2 separate regions of the Homo sapiens genome follow, and region 2 is linked to region 1. A link is a contact called in ENCODE Hi-C or POLR2A ChIA-PET data. All regions are on one chromosome and are shown on one strand. Each heading gives the region's core, a stretch centred on a gene start or an enhancer-like site at or near the end of the contact. The rest is flanking DNA. Distances are from core to core; before and after follow the strand shown.

Region 1 (6,281 bases), core at 1,598-4,097:
TATTTTAGCAGATGAATCTTTAATTTTTTTTTTTTTTGCTTAGAACCCCAACTTATAAGACAGAAAGAACTGAGCTGTTCAGGCTGGGTTGGAGATGGGGGTCATCAATAACAGCTGCCTCATTTTAAAAGCAAGGGAACTGAGACTCAGAGAGGGCCCCTGCTCAAGGTCACATGCTTCCCTTAGAATTACAAATCTTTGGGAGGCTCAAGGACCCCAGGATGTGAACACAGAGGCCAAGGAACCCCTACTTTCATGGTGGGGGCTCTGAGGGCTCATCCGCCACCTGAGGCCCCCAGTGCTGCCTGTGGCTACCAGGCAACCAGCTCTGCGTGGCCCAGCCTCCCCATCAGCACCTCGCAGCTGTCCTCCCAGCCAAAACTGGTTTAGAAAAGGCTGCCCAGCTGGCAGGTAGGAACAAAGGGATTAGGCCCCGTTTGACAGACTGTGTCCCTCCCATTTGCATGTCATTAAGCTGCAGGCCAGTTAGCAGAGAGGGTCACATAGCTTCAGAGTCCCTGCCAAGCTGGGGCACGGAGGCACTGAGGCTTCATTTGCATTTTGGACACCTGCCCTGAACTACAGGAGCCAATTTGAAGAAGAGGGATTTCTTGAGGAGATGACTGGGGTGTTGGAGTGGACTGGGGAGGTGTCCTCATCTCAGTGGTGACCCTAGTTTTTTTCTGTCTCCCCTCAAAACTGACACAAACTGAAGCAGGCTTGTTTTGAGGGACAGAAATGGCTTCATTGCTCTGAGAGTTAAACCAGGCACTATGCAACAGCTTGGGAGAGGATAAGTGAATTCTGAGAACCGGGGCTTCTCTCCCCAACCAGCATCCCCACACCACACACTCACACACATGCACCAGCCTAGCCAAAAGGAAAAAAAGGAAGAAAGGAACACAGGCCACATTTTCTCTGCACTCCCCTTCTAAGGCCTCCTGGGGTGGCCCTGATTGACAGAACACTAAATGCAAGAGGTTTCCTGTGATAGAGAAAGAGATTTTCTTGAGGCATCCAACTCCTGACCTTTAAGAGCTCGGGGAGCAAAATGATTTTCAGTCACTTGGGCCTGAGTGAAAGGTATGTGAATTGATCGACTGCAGGGCTCAGGCCTCCCGAGGTCTTGATCTTATGTCATTAAAATCTTACAATCGAGTTATCCTAATGTATCCCAGCAGCCCCCTTCTCAGAGGTGATTAGTAAATAGACTCAAAGTTACATGGTCTAAAATGCCTTCTCCAAGGGCCTGGAAGACCAGTAATGTGGATGGGGCCTGGGGCCAAATCCGGCCTCTGCTATTTGAGGTTTTCTTTTTTGACATTAGACTATGGTAACTACTGCTGTTGCTGCCTCTCACATTTCTTCCTCTAGCTCTTTTAATCTTGTGAAGGTGCCTACTCCTCTTGCCACAGGTGTCTAGATAGGTTGAGCTGGCTAATTTCCTCTGGCAACAGTGATTGGTCTGGGGATGCAACTGACCCACGCCCAGCCAATCAGAATCTTCCCTAGGATTATTCTCTTTACTGGGGATCCTGAGCTGGGATAGTGTGAGCAGGGGTTGATGGTGAATATTTTCCCTGCCATGTGTGGTCTTGTCTGCAGAAGGTAGGCAAGCCCAGCAGGCAAAAGTGAGAAAGGGGTGGAGTGAGAGAGGCCTGATTCATGAAACCCCATCAATGCTATTGAGCTACCTTCATATCTTTCCTAGTTCCAAGACCCTTAAAATTCCTCTTTTGCTTAGGTTAGCCAAGGTTCATTTCTGTTGCTTGCAACCAAATCTTGCCATGTGGGTAGGAGCTGATATTCCCAAGGTTCAATCCTTTGGGGCTTGAGGAAAATGAAATGGACAGGGAATGATACAAAATGTGGTCATACAGGTCAAAGGTGTAGACCACAGCAGCCCCTCAGGGACAGCCCACTAAAACATCAGCTCCACGAAGAGAGAGACCTTTGTCTCTTTCCCAGTTTCTAAAGCAATGCCCGGCACATACCTCTTCCCACCACCTCCCTCCTGGGCCGCGCTGTCTTGCCTGCCACATGAGATCTCTGCTTCTCCCCGAGCCTCTGCTCAGACCCTCCTCTGTCTCCTAACTTGCATCTTCTGCCTTTTCCACTTTCTGCTCCCTCTTACTTTCAATTTGTCTGTGGTCACCATGACCTGCTCTCCTTCATAGCTTCCACTGTTAACTGCTCTGGTCTCTTCATGTTTCTTGATGTCAGGTTCAAGTGAAGTGCCAGAAGTCAGAGAGAGACAAAATCCGATTGGCCTGGCTTGTCATTCCTGTGTCAGGCCACCTCCCAGGTCAGGCTGGTGTCTTTGGGTCAAGTACCAGTGCCTGAGCTGATCAGCTGAGGTTGTGGGGCAGGGATTCAAATGGTGCAAAACATGGCCACTTAGGCTGTAGACGTCACAAGCCAGCCAGTTCTCACTATTAGGGGCCACAGTATCTCCAGCATAGAATCCATTGCTTAGACTAGCTTGGGGGAACCCAGGAACTATCTACACTCCCCTCTTCCATATTCCAGAAACTTCATCTGAGGCATAAGGTTTTTATTTGACAGTGGGAACCCCTCCCCCCATTCCAGGGAGCTTCCTCACAGGTGCCTCTCTGGTGTGTTTCTTGCTTGAATTGCAAATTAAATGCTGCATAAACCCTACATAACTCAGTGCCCCATGTTGGCAGTATCTTATTTTTCAATTTCTTTTTTTTAATTGAATGAACATATTTTATGCAAGCCGTTCTACCTTGGTGAAGGCTGTTCCCCTGTGATTCATCAGAGTAATAACTAGAAACACCATTATTTGGCTCCATCCTCCTGCTGAGAACATCACATAACTGAGAAATGTTCATGCATCTCACAGAGTTTCGGGGCAGAGTAAAAAGGGGAAGCAGCGAGAGGAGGAGGAGAGGGAGGAAGAAACAAACAAATGATTATGAACACACATGCAAGCTGACAGCAAGAGACATGGCTAGACAGTGAGAGGAAAACACAGGCCCACATATGGTTGTTGATCTCACACACATACACGTATGCACACACATACACGGAGGCACAGAAGGAACCACACATACCTGTCTACCCAGGTATCCCAACATTCGAAAAAATTAAATGAAAAAACCCATAAACTCTACGAGAAGTGATGCTAGAGAGCTGGTCCAGTTGCCTCACTTAACATGTAAGAAAAAGGAAGCACAGAAATGTAGCTATATCCCTGTGTGTCCCATTTGCAGACACCAGTGTTCCTGGGTTTCTGCCTAGAAATACATAATTCAACTTGTCTAAGATGCAAATCATATCGTTATTTATATTTACTGAGTTCTTGTCTCTGGGTTAAAGATTTTCAGACATCCTTATCACTTTGATCTAAGATGTGGCCAGAGTATTCCTGCTATTATTGTTTTTGTTTGTTTGGTTGGTTGGTTTGGTTTTTTAATGATTTTTGTTGAGTTGGCTGAGCATCTGGAAATATTTTCAAAATGTTCACCTCAGGACACAGAAGCCCCTCAGTTAATGTCTTACAAACCCTAGCATGCTCTCAAGAGCTGTATGAATGAACACTTTTAAGGTTAGACAAATCAAACGTTCAAAGCAGGCTTCTGGAAACCTTCCTGTCGCTTCTCCAGGTTCATTGGCACTTCCTTAGCACAGCTCTCCTCGCTGCTTGCCTGCATGATTGCCTTGTCCACTGCCCATTTCCAGCTTTTCCCCTCTCCAATCCCCTCTTCATCTCATTACCAGATGAATTCTTCTAAGACATGACTCTCACCTTACCCTTCTTAGAGTAATCAGGATCCTGAGCTGCAAGTCTACTTCTGCATTGGTTGGTCATCTTCTGGCTGCAAGTGAAAACACCCAACTCAAACAAGCTTGCAAAATGGCAGGAAGGAATGGGATATTTGAGGATTCACATAACTGGATCATCGAGCAGTAAAGGCTGGATTCTGAGGTCAGCTGAGGCTATCAAAAACATCTCTTTTCCTCGATCTCTCAACTCTGCTTTTCTTCATGGCAACTTTTTCTATCCTTTTACTTTCAACTTTTCAGTGTTCTTATGATTTACCTAATGTCTTATAAACAATATAGAGCTGGAATTTTTTAAAATGCAATTTGATATCTCTGTATTTTAACCAGAGATTTAAATCCATTGAAATATGTTGTGCTCACTAATCTATTTGTATTTACTTAGCAGCATTTTATTTTTGTATTCTTTTTACTCTGCTTTGTCTATGCTTTTTTTCCTTCTTTTTATGTCATAGAGTGTTTTTTCTTTAGCCTTTCTTTTTTTCTCTTTGTTACTGGCTTATAGCTCATATACTTTACTGGTTTGTATCTTATGCATTTTTCTTGATTGTCCTTAATTTTTTTAACATGCATACTTGACTTTACTATGTCTGAAGTTAATAAAAATCTGTATCATCAAAGAATATAAGACTTTAGAATACTTTAGCCACTATGAGTCTCTTCACATCTTATATATCATATTCAAATCAAATAGTTTTATATCCAAAAATTATTTAATGTTACTATAGTTTTATGCAGGAAATGCTTGATTGGATTCATCCCATGTTTATTATTTTTTTCTGATTCCTATTTCTTCTTGCACCTCAGTCCTTGCCTCTAGGTGGAATTTTCTTCTTCCTAAAATAATCCTGCAGCAGAGCTTTCAGAGAGGATCTGTGAATAGAAAATGCTGTTAATCTTTCTTTGGGATGCCTTCACTTTTCCCTTTTTCTGACTCTTAATTGGAATTCTAATGTGACAGTTTGTTTTTATTTTTTCCTTATCAATTTTTTGAAGACATTATTCCATTTTCTCCTTGCTTCTATAGATGCTATCGAAAGCTGCTATTGCTTTTATAGCTGCCAATCATTTATTTATAATAATCTATCTTTTTTCTGTTATCTTTCTTAAGATCTCCTTGTCTTTGGTGTTCTGCAGTTTTAGTACAATGTATGATGTTCTAGGAGTGGACTTAATTTTCTTTATGCTGACGGGGGCTATCTGTGATTCCTGAATCTGAAGATTAATGTCTTTCAATAATTCCAAAACATAGTTATTGATTGTACTGTTTAACATTGCCTCTCTCTCTCATTTTTTCTGTTCTCCTTCTGTAACTCCCATTAAATGTGTATGAGGCCTTCTTATCCTGTCCTCCACATCTCTAAACAACTCTTTCATATTTCCATGTCTTTATCTCTCTGCATGCTAGGTATTTTCCTCAGATATATTTTCAAGTTCATTAATCCTCTCTCCAATTGTGTCTAATCTGCTTTTTAATTAATCCTAATTTTAAAAAAAGCAATGAGTACATGTTTTTCATTTCTAGTAATTCTGTTGGGTTCTTTTTGCAACATGAAAGTTATTTTCTCATATTGTCATGTTCTTTCTTGGGTAATTGATTCCCCTTTTATGCATTTATTCATTTCAAGCATATTTATTTGTATAGACTAACAGTTCTGCTACCTGGAGTTCTTGTTGGTGGACGGTGTTAGGGTGTAATACTGCTCTTTGTTGGGGCTCCTGACTGTCGCTCAAGGTGGATCCATTCCTTGTGTGTTTTGTTATATAGGATTATGAGGCTACTTTCAATGGAGCCTTATCTGTGGAGAATCATTTGGGTTGATGGCATATTGCCAAAGAGTCTGGGTTTGCTTTTGCCCAGTTCCCGAGGGCCATCCCTATCCATCCTAACATCATTTTAATATTAGTTTATAGGTTCAGTGATTCCCAGACCATACAGGTAGTACCATGGCACACCCCAACCCCTCACAACACATAGACTTGCCTACATAAATTATCAAGGGACACTCTTTCATCCTCAGAGTTCAGGCCAAGACATACAGCTTTTCTGTTGGCTCCCTGTGTATGATGTTTTTCTCCTGCTGCAAGCACAATGCTTGAAGGATCCTACCTTCATGCACAGTTCTCATGTTTAACTTAGCACAGGCTCAGGGCCTTGTCTTTGGCTGCCATGTGCAGATTCAATCTCAAGTCCTGAGGCTACCCACACCATCTCAAAGCAGCTACAGCCTCAACTTACATGCCAGATACTCTGATTTTTGTTCTATCTTTATTTTATTGGACCCCTTGTGATTCCCCATATTTTTTGCAAGCTCAATTAGGCATTACATATATTTATTTTAATTGATATGTAATTTTAAAAGAATTTTCTGAGGGAGCAAGTTCAGGTTATTTAGCTAAACGTTGCCAGGAACAGAAGTCCCTGCTCTCCTCCTCATTGACTTTATTTCCAGGGCAGCTTTCTCTAAGTGGTG
Region 2 (6,281 bases), core at 2,805-5,304, 93 kb after region 1:
CTGGTCACTGTCTCCACTGTGCAAAGCCAGCTCCATTCTAGAGAATCCCCTAAGCCCTGGATCTGCCAGCTGGGAGGCCTGGGCTTTAGTGACAGACATGCTTGGTCCTGAATCCCAGCTCAGTGTTTCCTAATTGTGTGACCTCAGGCAAGCCATCCAAACTCTCAGAGGCTCCACTTCCTTATCTGCAAGGTAGGGAAAAAGTCCTGTCTGCAGAGCTGTCTTCAGAATTGAAGAGAACATCTGCAAAGCACCCAGGACGGTGCTGGCACAGAGTTGACCCTCCGTAGATGGTACGAGATGAAGAAGAGGGGCCCGGTGGGCAGAGAGATGTCATGGCTGGTAATGCCAGTCTGTGCTGCAAGAAGCAGGGATGACATTGAATCCAGCCAATTAGGAGAATTTCTCATAAAAATTTAATTCTTCAGTAAAATAATAGTGTAAAATGAAATAGGTGAAGCATTTTTAAACTGTAAATTAATGATCTATAGTTATAGCCATAATAATAATAATAGCTACCAATTACAGAATACGGAAGGCCAAATCTGGGCCAGGAGCTAAACACGTTGCAGGCTCCCCGCTTTCTGAGATAAAGATGCTTTGCTGCATTTCGCAGGCCAGGAGACCGGGGTTCAGCAAGGCCAGTGGTGTGCCCAGCACCCTGCAGACACTGGGTAGCAAAACTATAGCTTCTCACTCCTGTGTCATCCTCTGTCCTGTGTTCAGGCCTTTTCAAATACACTTAGAGCAAATGTAAAGAAAAAACGGAACGAGAGCCACCTCTCTTTCAGTGTATGTGTCTCCAATTCAAGGTTAAATGGAATTTAATCTTCCCTCTCCAGACTTCTGTTTCCTGGTGCCAGCTCTGCTTCCAGGCCAGGAACACCTTATGAGCCAGGCATACCCTCGGGCCCCTGCCTGCAGCCCTTTGAGAAAGGCAGTTAAAGCCCCCCAGGTTTTTCTCCTGCATCTTTGTGTGGTGAGAAACTGATAATCCAGACTTCACATCGGTTCCCCTCAAGACTTTCCTGTCTTCAGAGACAGTCTGCTCTCAGGGGACCCTTTGGAACCTTCTCTAAAGTCACCCCCACTGCTACTGACTCCTCTTCAGGGTTAGAAACAGACAAGATGCTGCTGTCTGGAGTGTAGTTGAATTCGTGAGCACTGGAGTCAGGCTACCAGGTTCAAACCCTGACTTGGCAGTTACTGTGTGGCCTTGGGAGAGGCACTCAACCTCTCATTTATAAAATGAGGTTGATAATAATATCACCTACCTTCTAGGATTTTTGTGACATTAAACAAATTAACACATGCAAACACTTAGAGCACTGTCTAGCACCTTGTAAGTACTCAAGAGCTATTAGCTACTATCATTATTTTCTATGCCCTAAATGTTCATTTCCTATCCATGGCCATAATGATTTCTGCTCAATAACAAAGATAAGAAGCAGGATAGCTCTCATTTAGAAAGTTGTACACAGCAATAAACTCTTCCAGTGCACCAGCTCCTCAAAGTGCAAAGCACAGTGAATGGCACATAGTAGGTGCTCAGTAAATGTCAAGATCCCTAAGCACGCAGATCACCCAAATTACTTTTTTACTCAGTTAACTTTTAACCCCTCTTTGTTTTTTAAGCATATATATGCCTTATATATATATATACAGGGTCTCTAATATATATCTAATATGTTGCCCAGGCTGATCTCGAATTCCTAGGCTCAAGTGACTCTCTCCTACCTCAACCTCCCAAAATGCTGGGATTACAGGCTTGAGTCACCTTTCCCAGACTAACTGTAATTCAAATTGCCCTCAACAGTGTGTTTCTTAAAGAAAACAATTTTTTTTTCTGTGTGTTTTAAAATGGACCGAATCATTTTACAGGTCACTCAATGATGGACTGCCATCTTCCAGGGTTGCCTTTCTTTGTGAACCTCCCGTTGCCTTTATTCCAAACCTCAAGGCTCACATGCCCCATATCCAGCCAGCCCCCAAATCCTGTTGATTTTCCTTAAATGGCCCTCTTTCCCAGGCCTTGCTCATGGCTTCTGTTCAGCATTTTTGTTACTCCTGAACTGTGACAGTTCCCTCTAGATCCTCCCCTTCCCAGTCAATCCCATGTCATAAATCTCCCCTTTCTAGGGATCCATCATGGGCCGCCCCTGTGCTGCCCCACCCTGTTCCTAGCCCTGTCAGGCTATCTTTCCGACACAACCTTATTCTGGGCAGCTTTTCTTGCTTGCCCAGCTCATTTGAAAACTCTTGAAGGAGACATCACATTTTAGGTGCCGCATGGATTTTCCAGTACATTCACATCTAACATAGAGTGAGCACAAAAAGAGGCCTGCAACACACACTTCCCAGTGACCAGTGGAGTGGTTAGAGCCATGCTTTCAAATCCAGTTGAGCTGGCCCTGTTTGTAGTTTGAGAAATATTCTGGGGCCCGATTTGCCAGTCTGAGTAACTAGGTGTGGCACCAAGTGTCGGCAGCTAATTGCTTTTAACCATTATTAATAGGTCTGCACTAATTATCTCTTGCACATAGGCAAGATTTTACAGATGAGAGAGGGAGGGAGAGGAGGAGTAAAGGGATGTGCCCAAGGCTACGAGGTGAGTGGATTGTCAGCATGGGGGCTAGAACCCAGGGATTTGCAGTCCTAGGTCAGGGGGTGCCTCCAGGTAGGGGTGGGGTGGAGAGGGGTGGTTTTGGGGGCTGCAGGGCTGGGACCGGGGAGAACAGCTCTGCGCAGGTTGGTGAAGCTACCGTCTTGCCTTCCCCCTCCCCCCACTCCCAGAATGCAATCTACCGAAACCTCTTATTAAAAGTATCCTGGGGGTGATAAAAGTGTCACTAGAGATTTGCTCATTTTCTAAACTGTCATTAAAAAGAAATTTATGGTCAGGGGAAATATAGGCAGTGGAGGGTGGAGTGTGGGCAGGGAGAGAGGGAGGATGATTTCAAATCAGTCCCTTAATAAATTAAAGATGCTCACTTGCAAGAGGGGCTTGGAAAAGGAAATTGCTAGAAACTCATGGCTTTCTCCATTCCAGCTGGCCGGTGTCCTCCTCCTGCACTCTTCCTCTCAACTACACTCCCATTCACACCCACCCCTCCCCTCCTGACAAATCCACAGGGCAAATGCTTCCTCCCTGCGGGCCCACCCCATCCCGTCCTCCTCCAGGAAGGCCTCCAGTTCCCCTCCCTGAGGCTTCCACAGCCCCACTGTCTGAATATTAGATAGACTATGTCTCACCCCCACTATACTGTAAGATCTTTGAAGGTAGGAGTCTTGCCTCGAACTATTGCATGAATCTTAATCAAGGGAGGTGGAGGTGATCTCATTCCCTTAAATTATTAGGAAATGTTAACCGAGAAAAGGGAATGAAGAACCCAAGGAGTTCAGACCTCATTTCACACACGAGGAGCCTGAAGCTCGGAGGGGAAATGGAACTCACCTCAGGTCACAGGGGAGCTGTGAGAACCCGCCTCTCCTGGGGTCCAGCAGTGTGCCCAAGAGCTTACACTCAGAGTCCAACTGTGCCCTCCCCACTCACTGGCTTGGGGAACCTTGAGAAAGTCACCAAGCCTCCTGTGCCTTGGGCACCAGAGTTGTTGTGGGTATCAGCTGTGACGCTGTTCGTGCTTTGCTCAGTGATATTTTTATTTTGCATCACTTTGTCATTGGCATCATGATGGCAGGAAGGAAGGCAGGGAAGCTCGAAGCTGTCAGGGCTTCAGTCTTTTGCCTGGACCCTCTTCACCTGCTCAGCAATTGTCCAAGCATCCACTAAGTGCCAAGTCCTGGGCTAGGCTTGGGAGATACAGAGACCAGCAGGCATGGCCCCAGCCCTAGACACACTTCAGTCTGGTGGGGAAACTACTGCTGCGAATGTGGGGGTCCCCGATGGCCTGGCTCTCACTCCTTCTGGGTGGGTTGTGGGTTCACATTTCTCCCCCCACTGGACTTTGAGTAGCCCTGCCTCTGGCTTTGGCCAAGCAGGACCAGCCCAGAAGGAGGCCTCTGGGGAAAGGAAGAGGGTGTGCCTGGCAGGGGTGGGAACAAGGGTGTGGGGAGCTCAGCAGGTGCTGACCACTGAGAAAGGGAAGTGAGAGAGCAGGTTCAGGCCAGGTTGCAGGCTGGGCCCGTGGGGATGAGGCTCTTAGGTCTGAGCCAGGCCAGCAAGGTGGAATAACCCCGCCTCCGCCTAATGCAGATGCTCAACTCTTGCCCTGAGTGAGGTTCAGGAAGAGAGGCTGGAGGCAGGGGGCAGTCCATAACAAAAGGCTGAGAGCTGAGCCTGCCTCAGACCTGCTCTGCTAGCTCCACAAGCTTCCTGCCTGGGCCTCCTTCCCCGGTCGGCTGGGCACGACGCTGTCCTCTGCTTCCTACCCTCCGAACTGAGGATCAGCTGAAGGCAGTCAAGGAATGAGCACTCTCTGAATGAAAAGAGCACATTTCAGAACCTCATGGAAGCCTTTTAGTGCACATGCCATGAGGCCTGGGTGGGGAGGGGAGGGAAGAGGAAAGGGAAGAGGATTTGACATCGAGATGGAAAGAGGGAACACAGAACTTCTGTGCACGGCATTTAGAACACAAACACTGCATCACTGAACCATGAGGCTGCAATGCAGACAAAAGAAGCCTGGAGAAATCCCAGTGGGTTTCTTGGAGGAGGGGAAGGCTGGTTTGGGCTTCACAAGTTTGGTGCACACAGGGAGAGGGGAGAAAGTAAGGCACAGGCCACAGCGGGAGGGCTTGGGACCATGGGGGCCCTGCAGGTCTGGCCAGGCCATGAGCAGAGTAGGGGGTGGGAGGCTTCCAGTCTCTAAGGGGCCTGAGGACCCAGGTCCCCGCAGCCCTCCTGACCCCCAGGGGGCCCCTCCAGCCTGTTTGGTGGGTTGTTTGCCAGCCTCTGCCTGGGAGCCTCGGCCTTCCATCTAGACATCAGGCCAGCCTCCACGTGGAGGCAAAGGACGGCAGATCAAGGATGGGCTGACGGGCAGGGGGTGTGATCAGTGGAAAGTTCTGCCTGCACAACAGCACACTGATGCCTCCGGGGCCAGCCTTGTCCTGCGCTCAGGATTTCTCCCAGCCTGGCTTGGCCTCTGCTTTACTCCGACACTATTTTTATGCCTCGATACCTCACTTTGCATCTGTGGCTCTCTGTTTTGCTTTCTCTCTCTCTCTCTCTCTCTCTCTCTCTCTCTCTGTCTCTCTTCTCTGCCTCGTTCTGAACATCTCTGTCTGGCTCGCTGTGTCTTGCTTTCCCTGTGTGTCTCTCTCCATCTCTGTCCCTCTCTCTCTCTCTCCCTCTCAGGACTCCCTGACCCGTTCTGTGTGACTCTGTCCATCTGTGACCTGCCCTCTGTTACCACAGCACTAGCTGACAGATGCTGAGAGTCTAGGCTGGAGAAGTTTTTCGGGTTCCAGGCAGGCGTCCTGGAGACTTCAGCCTGCAGGGAGTGCGGCTCCTTTTGCTTTAATCTGGGGGGAATCTGACATTGGTTTCTTTGACCTCCTCTGCCTTTGATCTTTATCTTTGAAACCCTGTGTTGTTAGAATGCGATTGACTTCAGATGTTCTCATCCTCCCCAGAAAGCTGAGGGAACGCAGGGCAGGGGTCTGGCTGGGTGATCCCCCAACATCACATGGGCAAAGATCCTTCAAGGGCTCTGGGCTTCAGGCTGGACACCTCCAGCAGGCTGAGAGGCTGTTTGTGAAGCCTGCAAGCTCTCATACAGTGGAGGGCCATGTGGTACATGGGAACACCCGGGGCTTCAGGAAACAGACCTTCCTGGGTTCTAACCCCAGCCCTGCCATTGCTGCCTGAGTGACTCGGGACAGGTCGTAACTCTGAGTTTCTGTTTTCTCTTCTGGGGTTTCCATTTTCTCACCTCATGGGGGTAAAACTGAGCATGAGAACTTGATGCACTGATACGTGAAAGTGCCTCATGGATTACTTAGTATGTAGCTAGTGCTCAAAAATGTTCCATTTCCTCTGCCTTCCTCTTCCCTCTCTCCAAGACTTCATTCAAGTCCAGGCTTCGCTGGAGCAATAGAACATCCCTATAATAATTACAGGGCCTTGCTCATCATCCCTGCTTTGCAGGGCACAGAGACATTGATAGATACACCACTCTCACCCCACACCTTGTGCATGACCAGCATGTGGCTATTTTTACAGCATCTCCAGGGCTTATCAGCCCTCCAGCTCTCCACCCGCATTCATTCACTGAGGCGTCAGGTCATAGCAGGACCCAGAGAGTGTAAATGACAAGCAC

Evidence for each region. A loop is a pair of places that touch in the nucleus more often than their neighbours do. ChIA-PET counts read pairs that join two places held with the same protein, here RNA polymerase II (POLR2A). Pooled maps may share reads with other maps.
Region 2: a map with no recorded cell type shows a loop between it and region 1 (4-fold over the local background). The contact joins two enhancer-like sites. A Hi-C loop is called at or near these places in 3 of 37 single-sample maps with no recorded cell type and 3 of 50 pooled maps. POLR2A ChIA-PET finds 5 or more read pairs at or near these places in 2 of 52 experiments (H1 and activated naive CD4-positive, alpha-beta T cell).

What each region holds. Positions count from the first base shown.
Region 1 is chr15:69,919,549-69,925,829 of GRCh38, forward strand. No RefSeq gene overlaps it. Among named protein-coding and RNA genes, the nearest start is that of LINC00593, 87 kb to the left of the region's middle. RefSeq lists enhancers at 1-461, 462-1,084. Within about 2 kb of position 2,848, at least 2 of the 41 ENCODE cell types and tissues checked have a DNase peak (open chromatin) inside an H3K27ac peak, as active enhancers do.
Region 2 is chr15:70,010,962-70,017,242 of GRCh38, forward strand. All of the region lies in intron 2 of LOC101929129 (a long non-coding RNA gene), which reads right to left. Among named protein-coding and RNA genes, the nearest start is that of MIR629, 65 kb to the right of the region's middle. RefSeq lists enhancers at 3,941-4,444, 5,851-5,900. Within about 2 kb of position 4,055, at least 4 of the 41 ENCODE cell types and tissues checked have a DNase peak (open chromatin) inside an H3K27ac peak, as active enhancers do.